Regions from separate parts of the Homo sapiens genome. Here region 2 is linked to region 1. Evidence: chromatin loops called from intact Hi-C (ENCODE). Cell type or tissue: A673. All regions are shown on one strand. Each heading gives the region's core, and the rest is flanking DNA. Links, peaks and the distances in the headings are about the cores only. Region 1 overlaps CRKL (CRK like proto-oncogene, adaptor protein). Region 2 overlaps PI4KA (phosphatidylinositol 4-kinase alpha).

What was found. Hi-C counts contacts between places; a loop is a spot of excess contacts. Peaks named below come from ENCODE experiments on the same cell type or tissue, not always from the same donor. Only the 100,000 strongest peaks of a DNase experiment are listed, where the experiment ranks them.
Region 2: it touches region 1 in a loop (2.6-fold over the local background); 2 of 110 quality-filtered maps call a loop at or near these places.

Annotation. Positions count from the first base shown.
Region 1 is chr22:20,936,069-20,945,632 of GRCh38, reverse strand. The region is part of intron 2 of CRKL (CRK like proto-oncogene, adaptor protein); the gene reads right to left. Among named protein-coding and RNA genes, the nearest start is that of LINC01637, 16 kb to the left of the region's middle. In A673, for the core only: no CTCF peak of the experiment used is centred there; a DNase peak (open chromatin) is centred at 5,412.
Region 2 is chr22:20,800,117-20,808,116 of GRCh38, reverse strand. PI4KA (phosphatidylinositol 4-kinase alpha) reads left to right here. Exons shown (of 55, transcript NM_058004.4): 10 at 659-755; 11 at 2,952-3,143; 12 at 3,717-3,817; 13 at 4,797-4,926; 14 at 6,012-6,144. Among named protein-coding and RNA genes, the nearest start is that of SERPIND1, 30 kb to the right of the region's middle. In A673, for the core only: a CTCF peak has its summit at 3,998 (motif pointing left); DNase peaks (open chromatin) are centred at 2,036 and 3,986.

The sequences.
Region 1 (9,564 bases), core at 962-8,961:
CCCACAACTGAATGCTATCTAATAGGGTTTTAATACTGAAGACTTGGTCTCTTTCTTAAAATTACCACTATCCTTCAGAGTAGTAACTTGATTCAAGAGGGCTGTTTACTGGTTAACACAGAGATTTTATTTGGGAAAGGTAGGGGGCGGGGCTAAAGGTATCACAGGCCAGTATGCTGTGGTACAAGAGTATGTGGGCTTTTGGAAAAGAGGAAGTCAAGACACGATCATATATATAAGAAAAGATACAAATTCAGCAAAGTCGCAGGGTACGAGATCAACACATAGATATCAGTTGCGTCTTATATATTGGTAATGAATAATTAAGAAAGTAATTCCAAGCCGGGTGCGGTGGCTCATGCCTGTAATCCCAGCACTTTGGGAGGCCGAGGCAGGCAGATCAGGAGGTCAGGAGATCGAGACCATCCTGGCTAATACCGTGAAACCCCGTCTCTACTAAAAATACAAAAAATTAGCCGGGCGTGGTAGGAGGCGCCTGTAGTCCCAGCTACTTGGGAGGCTGAGTCAGGAGAATGGCGTGCACCCGGGAGGTGGCGCTTGCAGTGAGCCAAGATCACACCACTGCACTCCAGCCCGGGTGATAGAGCGAAACTCCATCCCAAAAAAAAAGAAAGAAAGTAATTCCAGGCAGGGCACGGTAGCTCATGCCTGAATCCTAGCACTTTGGGAGGCGCCAAGATCATGCTGGGCAACATGGTAAAACCCCAATTCTACTAAAATACAAAAAAAAGTTAGCTGGGCGTGGTGGCAGGCACCTGTAGTCCCAGCTACTCAGGAGGCTGAGGCACAAGAATTGTGCCACTGCACTCTAGCCTGGGCAATGGAGCGGGAGTGAGGCTCTGTCTCCAAGAAGAAAAAAAAAAAAGTGATTCCATTTACAATAGCATCTAAAATAAAAATATCCAAGAATAGGCTGTGCGGTGGCTCATGCCTGTAATCCCAGCACTTTGGGAGGCCGAGGCAGGTGGATCACGAGGTCAAGAGATCGAGACCATCCTGGCCAACATAGTGAAACCCCATCTCTACTAAAAATACAAAAATTAGCTGGGCATGGTGGCGCATGTCTGTAGTCCCAGCTACTTGGGAGGCTGAGGCAGGAGAATCGCTTGAACCAGGGAGGTGGAGGTTGCAGTGAGCCGAGATTGCACCACTGCACTCCAGCCTGGTGACAAAGCCAAGACTCTGTCTAAACAAAACAAAACAAAACGAGAATAATTTAACCATGGTGAAACACTTGCATACCAAAAATTATTAAAGACCTAAATAAATGCAAAAACATTTGTGTTAATGGATGGAAAGACTTATGATTAAGATATTAATATTGGCTAGGTGCAGTGGCTCACACCTGTAATGCCAGCACTTTGGGAGGCTGAGACAGGAGGATCACTTGAGCCCAGGAGTTTGAGACCAGTCTGGGCAACATAGTGAGACCCTGCCTCATAAAAGAAATTAAAAAAAAAAAAAAAAAAAAAGCTAATACTACCCAAAGTGATCTACAAATACAACACAATCCCTATCAAAATTCTAACAGCCTTTTTTTTTGCAGCAATGGGAAAACCAATCCTCAAATTCATATAGAATTGCGAGGAACCTGAATAGCCAAAACAACCTTGAAAAGCATCAAAGTTAGAGGACTTACACTTCCTTGACTTCAAAATTACTACAAAAAGCTATAGTAATCAACAGTGTGGTGCTGGCATATGGAGAGACATATAGAACAATGGAATAGAACTCAGAGGTCAAAAATAAACCCACACATTTATGATCAAGTGATTTTTTTTTAACACGTGGGAGTCTCACTATGTAGCCCAGGCTGATCTTCAACTCCTAGGCTCAAGCAATCTTCTCACCTCAGTCTCCAGGGTACCTGGGATTACAGGTGTGCACCACCACACCCAGCTTGGCCAACTGATTTTTGACTAGGGTGCCAAGTCTATTCAACAGGGAAAGAATAACCTTGCTGGGACAACTGCACCAATTTCCACATGCAAAAGAAAGACTCTGAAACCTTACCTCACACTATACACAAAAAGTCATTTAAAATGGATCAACAGCCTAAATACAATAACTAAGGTCAGGCATGGTGGCGCACGCCTGTAATCCTGGCACTTTGGGAGGCCAAGGCAGGTGGATCACCTCACTTTAGGAGTCCAGAAGAGCCTGGCCAACATGGTAAAACCCCATCTCTACTAAAAATACAAAAAATTAGCGGGGTATGGTGGTGAGTGCCTGTAATCCTGGCTATTTGGGAGGCTGAGGCAGGAGAATTGCTTGAATCTGGAAGGCAGAAGTTGCAGTGAGTCGAGATCGTGAGTGCCATTGTACTCCAGCCAGGGCGACAGAGTGAGACTCTGTCTCAAAAAATATAAAACAAAATAAAAAACAAAAACGCTCAAATAACCCAATTAAAAAATGGGCAAAGAACTTGAAAATATTTATCCAAAGATTTGCCAAAAGCCAATATGAAAAGATGCTCAACATCAGTCACTAGGAACATGCAAATCAAAACCACAATGACATACCACTTCACACCTACTAGGATGGCTATAATAAAAAATATGGAAAATAACAAGTGTTGATGAGGATGTGGAAGAATTTTTTTTTGGCGGTGAAGAAGGGAGCCCTTATATACTGCTGGTTGGAATGGAATATGGTACAGCTGCTATGGAAAATAGTTTGACAGTTCCTCAAAAAGCTAAACATAGGAGGCTCATGCCTATAATCCCAGCACTTTGGGAGGCTGAGGTGAGCGATCAGTTGAGGTCAGGAGTTCAAAGCCTGGCTAACATGGCAAAACCCTGTCTCTACTAAAAAATACAAAAATTAGCCAGGTGTGGTGGCACGTGCCTATAATCCCAGCTACTCAGGAGGCTGAGGCAGGAGAAATCGCTTGAACCCAGGAGATGGAGGTTGCAGTGAGCCGAGATGGTGCCACTGCACTCCAGCCTGGGCAACAGAGCAAAACTCCGTTTCAAAAAAAAAAAGCTAAACACAGAATTACCCATTTGACCCAGAAATCCACTCTGAGATATATAACCAAAATAACTGAAAGCAAGGACTCAAACATTTGTGTGTCAATGTCCACTGCAGCATTATTCACCATAGCCAAAATAACGAAAACAACTCAAGTATCCATCAAGAGATAAATGGATTAACAAAACGTGATATATACATAACAATGGAATATTATTCAGCCCTAAAGGAATGAAGTCTTTATCATAATTTCCTGTACAGATGGAGTCTCACTATGTTGCCCAGGCTGGTCTCAAACTCCTTGCCTCAAGTGATCTTCCCACCTTGGCCTTTCAAAGCACTGGGATTACAGGTGTGAGTCACCCCATGCTGGGACAAGAAATGAAGTTTTGATATATGCTACAATCTGGATGAACTCTGAAAACATTGTACCCAATGAAATAATTCAGACCCAAAGGACAAATATTGTATCATTTTACTTATATCAGGTAGGTAGAATAGGTAAATTCATAGACAGAAGGTAGATAGTTGGCAAACTATATAAACCTCAAGCTCTTAGTGTGGGAGCAGTCATGAGAATAAACTTCTCTCTGTGAACCCCTAGCTGATGGTTCTTCTTACTCAACAGCTATCACCAGAGAACAGCTATCACAGAAAACAGAGGTCAGCCTAATGACCAGGATGGGACAGGCCCTGCCTGAACCACACCAGGGCCCCAATTCCATGGCATTCTGACTTAATTTACACATTAGGAAAGAGGAACAAAAACCTTTTAAAAATATTTTTTTCTGGGCCGGGTGCAGTGGCTCACGTTGTCAGGAGTTCAAGAGCAGCCTAGCCAAGGTGGTGAAACCCCATCTCTACTAGAAATACAAAAACTAGCCCGGCCTGGTGGCGGGCACCTGTAATCCCAGCTACTCGGGAGGCTGAGGCAGAGAACTGCTTGAACCCGGGAGGCAGAGGTTGCAGTGAGCTGATATCATGCCACTGCACTCCAGCCTGGGTGACAGAGCAAGACTCTATCTCAAAAAAAAAAAAAAAAAAAAAAAATATATATATACACACACACACACACACACACACACACACACACACACACATAAAATATATATATATATACACATACACAAACACACATATGTATATATTTTTAAATACGAGAATATTCTAAAGGACTTTCTAAAGATTCCTACATTTGCATGGTATTATAGTCAAGGAAAAAAAGCACTTTTGGTACTAAAGAAATAAAGCTGAGATGCTGTGAAGGACAACTGACACAATGTCAAAGACAGAAGGGTGGAGGAGGATCCTGGTCAGTCCTGATGAAAGGTCCAAGGAGGCAAGTGGAAATGATTCCTCGGGCACCAGACATCCACACACCACCACGGCATGGGAAGGACACACCTGAGATTCTTGCTTAAGGTGAATGCTAACTTGTGGGCCTTTCTGGGAAGCCTTGGTAAGAAGGCTTCACGTTGCTAGAATGTGACGTGAGGTGAGGGACAGAAGCCCCATTACACTGGGAGCCTGTAAGCTTGCCACATGGACCCCCAGGGCTGAGTCAGATGCTTCATGATGAACACATACAGCCCCAAGAGCACTGCAGGCCACCCAGCAGGAGGAACTCATGATGATCTCTTAGGGATTCATCATGAGTCCAATACAAAGTCCAATCAGTATTAATGAAACCTAAACTTACTTTGCAGATTACTTCACCTCAGCAAGCAGATGCAGCAATGAAGAAAATGCTAATACAAATTTAATTCTAAGCAATGAAGCAAAACCAATTGGTAAAGTGGGAATCTGATAATTCCAGGTCAGTCAGTAAAGGAAGTTGTACCATGGGCCCTTGGGAAGGCCAATTCAAAAGACACAGAGACCAGATGTAATCCAAATTACTACAGGTTTTGAAATGGGGCAAAGACAATCCAAGAAGAAATTATAAAAACGCAATCACAGATGACACAGAGCAATTATGGGAATGAAGAGCAAGAATGTTGAGGATGCTGGTGACCTCAAAGAACGCTGAGTATCACTAAGAAAAAAAATGCCAAAAAAAAAAAAAAAAAAAAGGAGCACCAAAGATGAGGAAAGGGTGTTCTTAAGAGCTGACCAAACACACTGGCAAACAGCAGTAAGAGTCCAAGACTAGTCTCCTGTCATAGAGAAATTACATCACAGGACACTGGAAGACTTAGGAAGGGTCAAGTCTCTTGTTTTTTGTCAAAAGATGGCAAATTCCATAAAATGTAAAACAGTGAGCTTGAAATGAAACCCAGACAAAATTCTGGATGCGATTAGCTAACAGATGGTTTGTGAGAATTTAGAATGGGAAGTGGAGCATCTGGAAGCAGCATGAGCCCACCAAGAACAAGTCACGCCAGATCAACCTCACTGTCTTTTTATAGATATAAGAGGCAGATCTGGAGAGGCTGCATAGAAGGACTTTAGTACAAAGATCTGTTGGTGCTTTTACAAAACCTGCAGTTAGGAAACTGGAGGGTAATGAATATGCTAGATGACATAACCAGGATTTTAAAAGATTCAGAGGCTGGGCGTGGTGGCTCATGCCTATAATCCCAGCACTTTGGGAGGCTGAGGCGGGCGGATTGCCTGAGGTTAGGAGTTTGAGACCAGCCTGGCCAACATGGTGAAACCCTTTCTCTACTAAAAATAAAAAAATTAGCCAGGCGCGGTTGGCAGGTGCCTGTAATCCCAGCTACTCAGGAGGCTGAGGCAGGAGAATCACTTGAACCTGGGAGGTAGAGGGTGCAGTGAGCCGAGATCACGCCATTGCACTCCAGCCTGGGCGACAAGAGCGAGACTTCAACTCAAAAAAAAAAAAAAAAGGATTCAGAGATGTACGCAGATCATATGACAAGACCAATAAAAACCAAACCAACAACAAAACTACAAAACTCAAGAGGGACAACTATGGGGCCATGCACTTTTAAGTCCACACACTGGGCTAGGCAAACACAAGAAGGGGACTTGGCTGTGGCTTCTTTCTCCCTGGTGGAGAGCCAGAACACAAGACTTGTCAGCTACCACAGCCATACAACATGAGACAGACCACCTCATGAAACTGTTATGGGCCAGGCGCGGTGGCTCACGCCTGTAATCCCAGCATTTTGGGAGGCCTAGGCAGGTGGATCACGAGGTCAGGAGATGGAGACCATCCTGGCTAACACGGTGAAGCCCCGTCTCTACTAAAAAATACAAAAAAAAAAATTAGCCGGGCGTGGTGGCAGGTGCCTGTAGTCCCAGCTACTCCGGAGGCTGAGGCAGGAGAATGGCGTGAACCCGGGAGGCGGAGCTTGCAGTGAGCCAAGATGGCGCCACTGCACTCCAGCCTGGGAGACAGAGCAAGACTCTGTCTCAAAAAAAAAAAAAAAAAAAAAAAAAGCAACTTATGTTCCAGATGTGCCACAGGAAATACATCTTTGTTTTGTTCACTACTGTATCCCAAGTTCCTAGCCTGTCACATAATAGGCACTCAATAAACTTTTGTTGAAGTGAATGTTTTTTTGGAGGTGTCCAAGTTGAGACTGGAGGGCCATGGAGTTAGACTCTGAAGAGGGCTAAAAGCACAGGGAAAATGATTGAACTAAATGACCTAAGGTATCAATACAACCTTTCTGCTTGATTTATACCAATTCCATCCCAAATCACTTTAAGTCTCACTTGTAAGCCTGGGAAACTATTTTTCCTCCACACGATCTGTTTCACTGACTTCAATTCCCACAGATCCCCAGCTTGTGTCACCAATTGTTTTCTTATGCCACACCATGGGGGAAAAGCACAGGTGAGGCTGCATTTAGACACTTAAATACAAATTTTCATACAAATAGTCATGGGTGTGTGTACCCAGGGTTAAGTACAATTCTAAAGTTGCTATTTCTTCCGTTTTAGTCAGAAAAGCATACTGGAATGCAAATGAATGAGAATGATATTATTACATGACAGTCAAGCATTTGCTCTAAATTTAAAAATTAATATATAAAAAGAAATTGCCTGTAAACCTGACCTTGTCAGTTGTGAGAAACTGGCTGTTTCATGACTCAAATGAAGGCAATGCAAGAAAATTGTTAATCTCCTCAGCTCAGCCCTTCGTGATATGGCAACAGCCCACTGCCCTGGCTGTCTTTTGCCACTTTTGCCCTTTGCCCAGCATGCTCACCTGTCTACAGCTATTCAGTGACGTTAGTCTCATCACACAAGCTCTACTCACCTTACAGATACCAAGTATTCCCCTTCAAATCAAATCTCAGGATCAACTCTTTCCTTGCAGAAAAGTCAGCAAGAAAAGAAAATAGCTAAACACAAACTGGTTTTAAAATATCTCTTTACTTACAGGAATCCTCTTTTGAAAATCAAGATTAAAAAAAATTGTAAAATAATTTAAGGAATAAAGTCACCTAAGCCATCATCATTCTCTGTAATACTATCTAGGGGAATAACGAAGCTTCAATTATCAGCACATTTTGTCCTACTTGTCTGTTTCTCATTTTAATTTTAATACTTTTCCTAGTAACCTAATTGCAAAAGTCCCAAGAGTTGTTTTTAACAAGATCAGACAGGCACCACTATCCTAATAATAGTTTTAGAAGATAACAATCATAAAAACATTTACCCCAGCTACTCAGGAGGCTGAGGCATGAGAATCGCTTAAACCCGTGAGGTGGAGGTTGCAGCGAGCGGAGATCATGCCACTGCACTCCAGCCTGAGTGACAGAGACTCAGTCTCGAAAAAAAAAAAAATTTACTTATGCTATAACCTAAAGTTTCATTTAAATATTCAGAAAGCAAAATACCACTAAATGGAATTTGGTAAAGGTCTATTTCTCAGGTCCCATTTACATTCTCTCTCAGTCAAGCACCAAACAAACCCTTGGCTGAAGCTCAGCTGGCTGGGTTAGTGTCATGAGGCTCAGGTGTGGAGAACCTCTCTCTGGGGCCAGAGAGACTAGGAACTATGTATGGCCAAGTATGTAGGTTATCTTAAAATACACAATCATTAACCAGGCTTCCTTCCTCCTACTCCTGACCTCTCTCAGGCACCTACTTATCCACCCACTCACCAAGCTCTAAGTGATCCCTTCTGTAATACCTGGTATTCCTCCCTACAACCTCCTAGTACTCGCTCCAGTGAGCACACACGCACGCACACTAGATACAGGTTTCTAAAACACACATCCTAGAGCCAGAGGTCAACAGGCAGGTACCTAAAATTCTGACTGGGAGCCTCGACTTTCAAGGTTCTCAACGAGCAGCTGCCAAACACACACGAGTCACACCCACTCTGACTCCTAGCTCCCCAATCCTATGCTATGATGGACGTGAAAATGCCTCAAAAGGCTGAAAACACAATGCATGCTACAGGGTATTAACAGCCCAGAGCACCAAGGTGCTGAGGCATAGACCAGGCCAGAGGCATGCACCTGTGCCTAGGCAGGTCTGTGTGTGGGTGAGAAAGCTGGAAGGCCTGGCCAGGTGCAGCGGCTCACGCCTGTAATCCGAGCACTTTGGGAGGCTGAGGCGGGCAGATGATCAGAGGCTAGGAGTTCAAGACCAGCCTGGCCAACATAGTGAAACCCGGTCTCTACTAAAAACAGTTGGGTATGGTGGCGGGCACCTGTAATCCCAGCTACTTGAGAGGCTGAAGCAGAAGAATCGCTTGAGCCCAGGAGGCAGAGGTTGCAGTGAGCTGAGATTCTATCAACTGCACTCCAGCTTGGGCAACAAATGAGACTCCATCTCGAAAAAAAAAAAAGGAAAGAAAGCTGGAAGGCCTGCTCAGCCAGCACTCCTATCTGTGGAGGCAGCCTCCTGAGACCTGGAGCCTCTCAGTCCCTGACCCCCACCACAGCCTCAAATGCTCCTTTTCCTTATAGCCAACATGAAAGGGAGGCAAAAAATCAAACATTGAAACAAACCTTCAGGTGCAGTTCATTCAGATACTACTACTGGTCCAAAGAAAAACTTGAGGGCCAGGCATGGTAGCTCACGCCTGTAATCCCAGCACTTTGGGAGGCCGAGGTGGGCAGATCACCTGAAGTCAGCAGTTCGAGACCAGCCTCACCAACATGGAGAAACCCCGTCTCTATTAAAAATACAAAAAAATTAGCCGGGCATGGTGGCACATGCCTGTAATCCCAGCTACTCCGGAGGCTGAGGCAGGAGAATGGCTTGAATCCAGGAGGCGGAGGTTGCAGTGAACCGAGATCGTGCCATTGCACTCCAGCCTGGGCAACAAGAGCGAAACTCCGTCTCAAAACAAAACAAAACAAAAACAAAAACAAAAAAACACTGAGGACAACCTATGGAAAAATACCCATGAAACCAATTCTAGCTAACTTTTATCTGTGGGCAGGCTGTTTGGTGAGTCAGGATTTGGTTTTTTTGAAGCAAGAGGGTCCCTTACTTCATCCTTCTGAAATGCACTTAGGCTCTCTCTCAACATTCTCCCCCCTTTTTTTGAGATAGGGTCTCACCCTATTGCCCAGGCTTAAATGCAGTGTCATGATCTCGGCTCACTGCAACCTCTAATTACCTGGTTCAAGCAATTGT
Region 2 (8,000 bases), core at 1-8,000, 140 kb after region 1:
GTTTCTCCATGTTGGTCAGGCTGGTCTCAAACTCCCGACCTCAGGTGATCCACCCTCCTTGGCCTCCCCAAATGCTGGGATTACAGGCGTGAGCCACCACACCCGGGCTGGACTATTATCTTTCTTAACTCATTAGACCTTGTGTGAATTTTTTTTTTTTTTTCAGAAGAAGAATAGTGCTACATTTCAAATAGATTCCTAAAGAATAATTTAAAATGAGTTTTAATTACAAAACATAAGTTGTATCTGAAGGTGTCCTGGCTGTAATTTGTATCCTTGGGATGATGGACAGTGTGGATCCCTTACTCTGGTGGCCTTTGTCAGTCTTCCTCCTTCACCACTTCCCATGTCCCTGTCTGGGCCAATGATGGCCAAAGATGGTGAGCTTCAGCCACAGCAAGGAGGTTCTTCCTACTAGGGTGCAGATGGCTGCTCCCCCGCAGGCATCTCTGGACTGCATGAGCCTCCTGTTTTCCTTGGTCTGATGCTTAAGAGGATGAAGACAGTAGAGTGTCCAAGTGATGAGTCATGATAAACAGTTGCTTCATTTAGAATGCTAAGTCACGAATCACCATTCCGCTGGGCCTTGCTGTGAAGGCAAAGGGTGGGCAGAAGGGCATTTCTGTTCTATAGTCATGTGTGTCTGCCTTCCCTGCAGGCCAACCCCAGTGCTGATCTCTACTACACTTCCTTCAGTGACCCTCTCTACCTGACCATGTTCAAGATGCTGCGTGACACTCTGTACTACATGAAGGGTGAGGACAGTTTGCCCATGTGTTTGTGAGTACAGCAAGACTGGCTCCCAGGCCACTGTCGCATGCTAGTGGTTGCAGACTGGTACTCACTTTCTGCTGGGGCCACTGAAAAACACATATGAGCAAAGTGGTCATGTTACTGAAATTTTGGGAAAAAAGCAAATTTAAAAAATCTGTCCATGATCCTGCAACCCCGGTACCATCGATGATGGCTCCTTTGCTGAGTTTATTTCCTAAGGTGTTTATCTAAAATGTGCATGTTATATTGTCCTAAGGACAGATACAGTTTTACATATCCATTTAGATAGTTTAAAAAATTAAAAAAGAGGCCAGGCACAGTGGCTTATGCGTATAATCCCAGCACTTTGGGAGGACAAGGTGGGCTGATCACTTAAGGTCAGGAGTTCGAGACCAGCCTTGCCAAACAGGGTGAAACCCTGTCTCTACTAAAAATACAAAAGAAATTAGCCAGGCGCAGTGGCATGCACCTGTAATCCCAGCTACACAGGAGGCTGAGGCAGGAGAATCGCTTGAACTTGGGAGGCGGAGGTTGCAGTGAGCCCAGATCGTGCCACTGCACTCCAGCCTATGTGACAGAGTAAGACTCCATCTCAAAAACATTAAAAAAAAGAAAATGAAGTACTTGTAATACATGTAATCTGTTAATGTAGAGGTACTAGCTTTTTTTTTCAGACAGAGTCTTTCCCTGTCGCCCAGGCTGGAGTGCATTGGCATGATCTGGGGTCACTGCAACTTCTGCCTCCCAGGCTCAAGCAATTCTCTCGTGCCTCAGCCTCCCAAGTAGCTGGGATTACAGGCATGTGCCACCACGTCTGCCTAATTTTTGTATTTTTAGTAGAGATGGGGTTTTACCATGTTGGCCAGGCTGGTCTTGAACTCCTGGCCTCAAATGATCCACCCACCTTGGCCTCCCAAAGTGCTGGGATTACAGGTGTTAGCCACTGCACCCAACCTGAGACAATAGCTTAATAGTTAACATGCACACACAACAATTTAGCATTTTCTTCTAGTCCCTCTTTCATGAATTTTGTTTTTCCCAGAAGTGAGGAAACAATCTTTTATGCATTTTACAAAATGTTTTTCCTATGCTCTCCCCTCACACTGTTGAGTGTTCTTCGTAAGCTTAAGTTTTGATGAGCACATAATATTTTGTCAGGAAGGTATACCAAAATTTAGTAACCACTTTCCTAATCTGATTCTGAACATTCCTCAGAAGCTGAGTCATCTGGGCCACGGCAAGGGTTGAAACTCCCTAAGAAGGGGCATCAGGGATTACCCCTGCCCTCCCCACCACCCCTGCTGTGTGTTGCTGGCTGCCTTGGCTGGGCTGACTTGTGCGTGCATCATGGTGGTTCTCCTGAATTTTCCAGGCCCTGGGGATGAGAGTTTGAAAAGTCTCTCAAACTCAGGGTGAGTGCTCTGAAGATCCAGATAATTCTCTTCTCAAGGCTGCAACCAGTTTTTGCCCTTATCTGACAACCTTTTTCTTTCTTTTTTTTTTTTTTTTTGAGATGGGAGTCTCGCTCTGTCGCCCACGCTGGAATGCAGTGGCACGATCTTGGCTCACTGCAAGCTCCGCCTCCCGGGTTGACGCCATTCTCCTGCCTCAGCCTCCCGAGTAGCTGGGACTACAGGCGCCCACCACCACGCCCGGCTAATTTTTTGTATTTTTATTAGAGATGGGGTTTCACCGTGTTAGCCAGGATGGTCTCGATCTCCTGACCTCATGATCTGCCCGCCTCGGCCTCCCAAGTTGCTGAGATTACAGGCGTGAGCCACCGCGCCTGGCCCTGACAACCTCTTTCTTAAAAGAAAAAAAAATCACAGAAGTATCTCATATTGTCAGTGGAAGTAGTTCCAGCAACGATACTTCCCAATTTATATGTTTCATGTATTCAGGTTTTAGTACGTTGACTGCTTAAAACAAAGCATGGCTGTAACATCCCTGGGAAATGATCATTTCCTCTGATTGCCAGGTTGTGTGCACGTGGAGGACAGCTGTGCAATTCCTATCCAACTTCTTTCCAGTGGGCATTCTAGGACCCACAGTGGCCAGTAGCAAATGCTACTTTTCTGGGGTTTTTGTTAAAAGGGGAAGACTGTAGCCGCTGCTAGCACTGCCTGTGTTCTACTGTAGTTTTGTTCCCAGCTGTGATGCCACACTCTTTCCTACAGACCTCCCGACCTCTTTTGTGAAGGAGATCCATGATTTTGTGCTGGAGCAGTTCAACACGAGCCAGGGGGAGCTCCAGAAGATTCTACATGACGCAGACCGGATCCACAATGAGCTGAGCCCCCTCAAACTGCGCTGTCAGGCGAATGCTGCCTGTGTGGACCTCATGGTGTGGGCTGTGAAGGACGAGCAGGGTGAGACAGACTGCCTTGCCTCTCATGTGAGCTCCAGGCATGACCCAGAGGCTTTCTTGCCACAAGTTTCCCCAAACTACTTCTAGAACACTTGGCTCTGTTACCAGCACAGGCAGTTGCAGTAGGCCTCCTGGGCACGTGCAGAGTGGAGCATTAGCCCCTGCTGTGCTCTGCACGTCTGGTGTCCTGTCCTGCATGGAGGGCACTGGACCTGGGAGGATGGGGATGCCCGTGGCCTCAGGGCCTGTGTATGCTCTCTGCTGCATCTTGCTGGTTCTTTAGGCTTTTCTGTGGTGACATGGAAGCTCAGTGCCTTCAGGTGAAGTGTTTTTCTGGGGGAGGAGTAGAATGGGAAGTTTTCTGTGGAATGAACACTGCGGGGACAAGGGGGCTTAGGGCCAGCGGAGAAGAGAGAGAGAGTGTCACACACTGTGTGACCTCTCAGTATGAATAAGCCCTGCCTAAAGTATGTCTCTGGGGTTTTATTAAATTCTGTGCTTACTTGGTGGATAAGTGTGTTAGAAAGACTGGCCTGTGCTGATCACTCATCTCCTCTTCTGGTTTTGAATTAAGGTGCAGAAAACCTTTGCATCAAGCTATCTGAGAAGCTGCAGTCCAAGACGTCCAGCAAAGTCATTATTGCTCACTTGCCCCTGCTGATCTGCTGTCTGCAGGTCAGTCTCCCTGAACCCAGAGAGGCTCAGATCCCACCTGTAGGGCCTCCCTCTTGTCACGCTGTTGCTGTTCAGGCTGTGGTGGGCACACCAGCAGCGGAGACCCTGCCGGTTCTGTCTTTAGGAGCTTTAACCAGTGCGTGCTGTGCACAGTTCATCACTGAGTGTGGGCTGCCCCCTGCAGGATGCCAGGGCTTTCTGTCAGTGGCATATGGGTGCAGCTGGCTTCAGTTCTCCGTTGTTGTGAGGCTGGGGGCCATTCCCAAGGCCTGTGGGGGAAGGACTGTGGACATGTGCCATGGGGCCACGCAAGGGGATGTCTCCTGACACCCACAGTGCTAGCTCTGCTCTGCCGAGACTCTTAACCTTGTCACAATCCCACTGACTCCACACCTGCCATTGTTTAAAAATTATATTTTGTCCCTTTCTTCTTTAGTATGCTTCCAAAAGAGATGAGCACACTTTAACAATCTATATCCCCTGGCCAGGTACGGTTGCTCACTCCTGTAATCCCGATACTTTGGGAGGCAGAGGTGGGAGGATCGCTTGAGCCCAACCTGGGCAACATAGTGAGACTCCGTCTGCACAAAAAATTTAAAAAATTAGAATTAGTTAGGGATGATGGTGTGTGCCTACAGTCCCAGCTACTCAGGAGGCTGAGGTGGGAGGATTGCTTAAGCCCAGTAAGTCAAGGCTGCAGTAAGCCATGATCGTGCCACTGCACTCCAGCCTGGGCGACAGCGAGACCCTGTCTCAAAAACAAAACAAAAAAATAGTAGTTGATGTCCCCTATAGGTGGAGGAGAGTCAGCACCATCGCTTCCATCTTTTTATGTCCTGGGCAGGTGGCCTGTGGGAGCTTTGACCTTCGAAGTTTTGGGTCAGACTTGGGTACTGAAGGGTTGAGCACCTCCCTGCTCAGGGCCTACTCAGATGGTCCCATACCACAGGCCATGTGACAGGTTGATGGTGTGTTGCAGGGTTTGGGCCGCCTGTGCGAGAGGTTCCCGGTGGTGGTGCACTCTGTGACACCGTCCTTGCGAGACTTCCTGGTCATCCCGTCCCCAGTTCTGGTGAAGCTCTACAAGTACCACAGTCAGTACCACACAGGTAATAACAGACTATGTGCCCTTCAGGCCCTGAGAAAGGGGCTCTGTGACTGTGTGTGAGCCTCACACAGGTTTCATGACTGTACCTGGGTGCATTCCTTCGCCACACCTTTCCTTCTGTCTTTCCCTTTGCGTCCCCTCCAAGCTCCAGGCCTTTCTTCCCCGGCCTTCTCTCATCCTGTATTCCTGTTACACCAAAGGCCCCTTCAAGTCCTGTTTTCTTTTTGACATCTTTCACTGTGGAAGTCTGAAATGCAAATCCTGTGTGCCCCAAACACTTAGCCAGGGGCCCAGTCCCTGCTACCCCTGCGAGAATGGATTATGATGTTTCCACATATGATGAAACAATAATTAACATTAATTAATTAAACACCTGCTGTGTGCTAGTGTCTCTGATGTAGTATCACCCTCTTACCCACAGTCTCATGAAGGTGGCTGTTTTTATCTTCCCCTTCAGATGAAGACTTAAAGTCAGAGCAGTTTAAAGATTTAGCCAGGCGTGATGGCGCTCACCTGTAGTCCTAGCTACTCAGGAGGCTGAAGTTGTAGGATGGCTTGAGCCCAGGAGGTTGAGGATGCAGTGAGCTGTGATAGCGCCACTGCATTCCGGCCTGGGTGACAGAGCAAGACCCTATCTCAAAAACAAACAAAAAACAAGACTTCCCTGAACCCCGTAGTGGGGAGGGTTCTCTCAGGCTCTAAGGCCCCTGCTCCCGCAAGCATCCCTAACCCTCACCAGGCTTTGTACATATTAGTGAGGTAACTCCAAGCACAGGGCCATGCCTCAGTCGCCCTCAGAGCTGCCTTTGGTGGTTGGTCATCAGTACTTTTGAACAGTTGATTGAGAAATTGGTAGTTTTCTGTATTTATCACTTTCTAACTTGAATATTCTTCCTTTTGATTTAAACATATTATTTCCTGTTGCTCTTAGACTCTTCTCTTTCTGAAATATTTGGTCAGATGTTTTTAGAGTGATCATTTTGCTTTTATAAATGATCAGCATATTATCTTGGTTTTTGAATTACAAAGAAGGTGATGGAAAATGATAGGCCTAACTAGGTATATATTTGAATTTTTTACTTTCAGTTGCTGGCAATGATATAAAAATCAGTGTGACCAATGAGCATTCCGAGTCAACCCTGAACGTCATGTCGGGTAAGAAGAGCCAGCCCTCCATGTACGAGCAGCTCCGAGACATCGCTATTGACAACATCTGCAGGTGGGAAGCTGGGCAAGTGGCGAGTAGACAGCAGTGCTCCAGACAAGCGGGTTATTACAAAATAAGAGACATTTATACTTCTTTTTTGAGATTGAGTCTCGCTCTGTTGCCCAGGCTGGAATGCAGTGGCACAATCTCGGCTCACTGCTACCTCTGCCTCCTGGGTTCAAGCTATTTTCCTGCCTCAGCCTCCCCCGAGTAGCTGGGATTACAGGCGCCCACCACCACGCCCAGCTAATTTTTGTATTTTTAGTAGAGATGGGGTTGCACCACGTTGGCCAGGCTGGTCTCGAACTCCTGACCTCAGGTGATCCACCTGCCTTGGTCTCCCAAAGTGCTGGGATTACAGGTGTGAGCCACTGCACCCACCCCATTTATACATTTTTTTTTATACAGTCTTGCACTGTTGCCTGGGGCGGGAGTGCAATGGCGCAATCTCAGCTCACAGCAACCTCTGCCTCCTGGGTTCATGCAATTCTCCTGCCTCAGCCTCCCAGGTAGCTGGGATTACAGGCACACACCACCATTCTTGGCTAATTTTTTATATTTTTAGTAGAGATGGGATTTCACTATGTTGGCCAGACTGGTCTCAAACTTGTGACCTCGTGATCCGCCTGCCTCAGCCTCCCAAAGTGCTGGGATTACAAGCGTGAGCCACCGTGCCTGGCTGCATTTATACTTTTTTAAAGCTTGTTTCTGATTATTTTAAACCTACACTTGATCTATAAAGAGGAATTATTTCTTGTTACTTCTTTTCTTTTCCTGATCATAAACATAATAAGAGGCCTGGTGTGGTGGCTCAAGCCTGTAATCCCAGCTACTTGGGAGGCCGAGGCAGGTGGATCATGAGGTCAGGAGTTCGAGACCAGCCTGGCCAATATGGTGAAACCCTGTCTCTACTACAAATACAAAAAATTAGCCGGGCGTGGTGGCACGTGCCTGTAATCCCAGCTACTCGGGAGGCTGAGGCAGGAGAATCACTTGAACCCGGGAGGCGGAGGTTGCGGTGAGCCGAGATTGTACCATTGCACTCCAGCCTGGGCAACAAGAGCAAAACTCCGTCTCAAAAAAAAAAAGAAATTCTTCCTTTTTTTTTTTTGAGACAGAGTCTTGCTTTGTCGCCCAGGCTGGAGTGCAGTGGCGCGATCTCAGCTCACTGCAAGCTCCGCCTCCTGGGTTCACGCCATTCTCCTGCCTCAGCCTCTGGAGTAGCTGGGACTACAGGTGCCCGCCACCATGCCCAGCTAATTTTTTTGTATTTTTTTTTTTTTTTTAGTAGAGATGGGGTTTCACCATGTTAGCCAGGATGATCTTGATCTCCTGACCTTGTGATCCGCCCACCTGTGCCTCCCAAAGTGCTGGGATTACAGGTGTGAGCCACCGTGCCTGGCTAAGAAATTCTTACTAGAGAAAAATTGTAATGTATAGAAAAGTAAAAAGAGAAGGATTATCCATTAGCTCAACATCCAGAGTAACGTATCATCATATTTTCTTTACCTTGTTTTCTGTGGAATGTTTAATATAAATGTGAGGTTTTAAAATATGATTAGGTACCCCTTGCTGCCCAGACTCCTGCACTGTGGACTCTTGTTCTTCCAACTTGAGAGCTACATACAGTCTGATTTCCATGCAAATACTTCTTTCCCTGGATTCTGGTTCCTTGCCCTTAGAAGCTAAATCAAGATGGCAGCTTGTCTGTCAGACTCAAACTGTTTTCCAAACTCTGGCCCAGGAGCCAAACAGATGTGGAGAGCTAGGACATCTTACAAGATTTTATGTTTTTAGGGGCTTTAAATTTTTCCCCTTTTCTCTGTAACGTAAATGTTTCTCCTTACCATGAAAACCTTGGTATATAA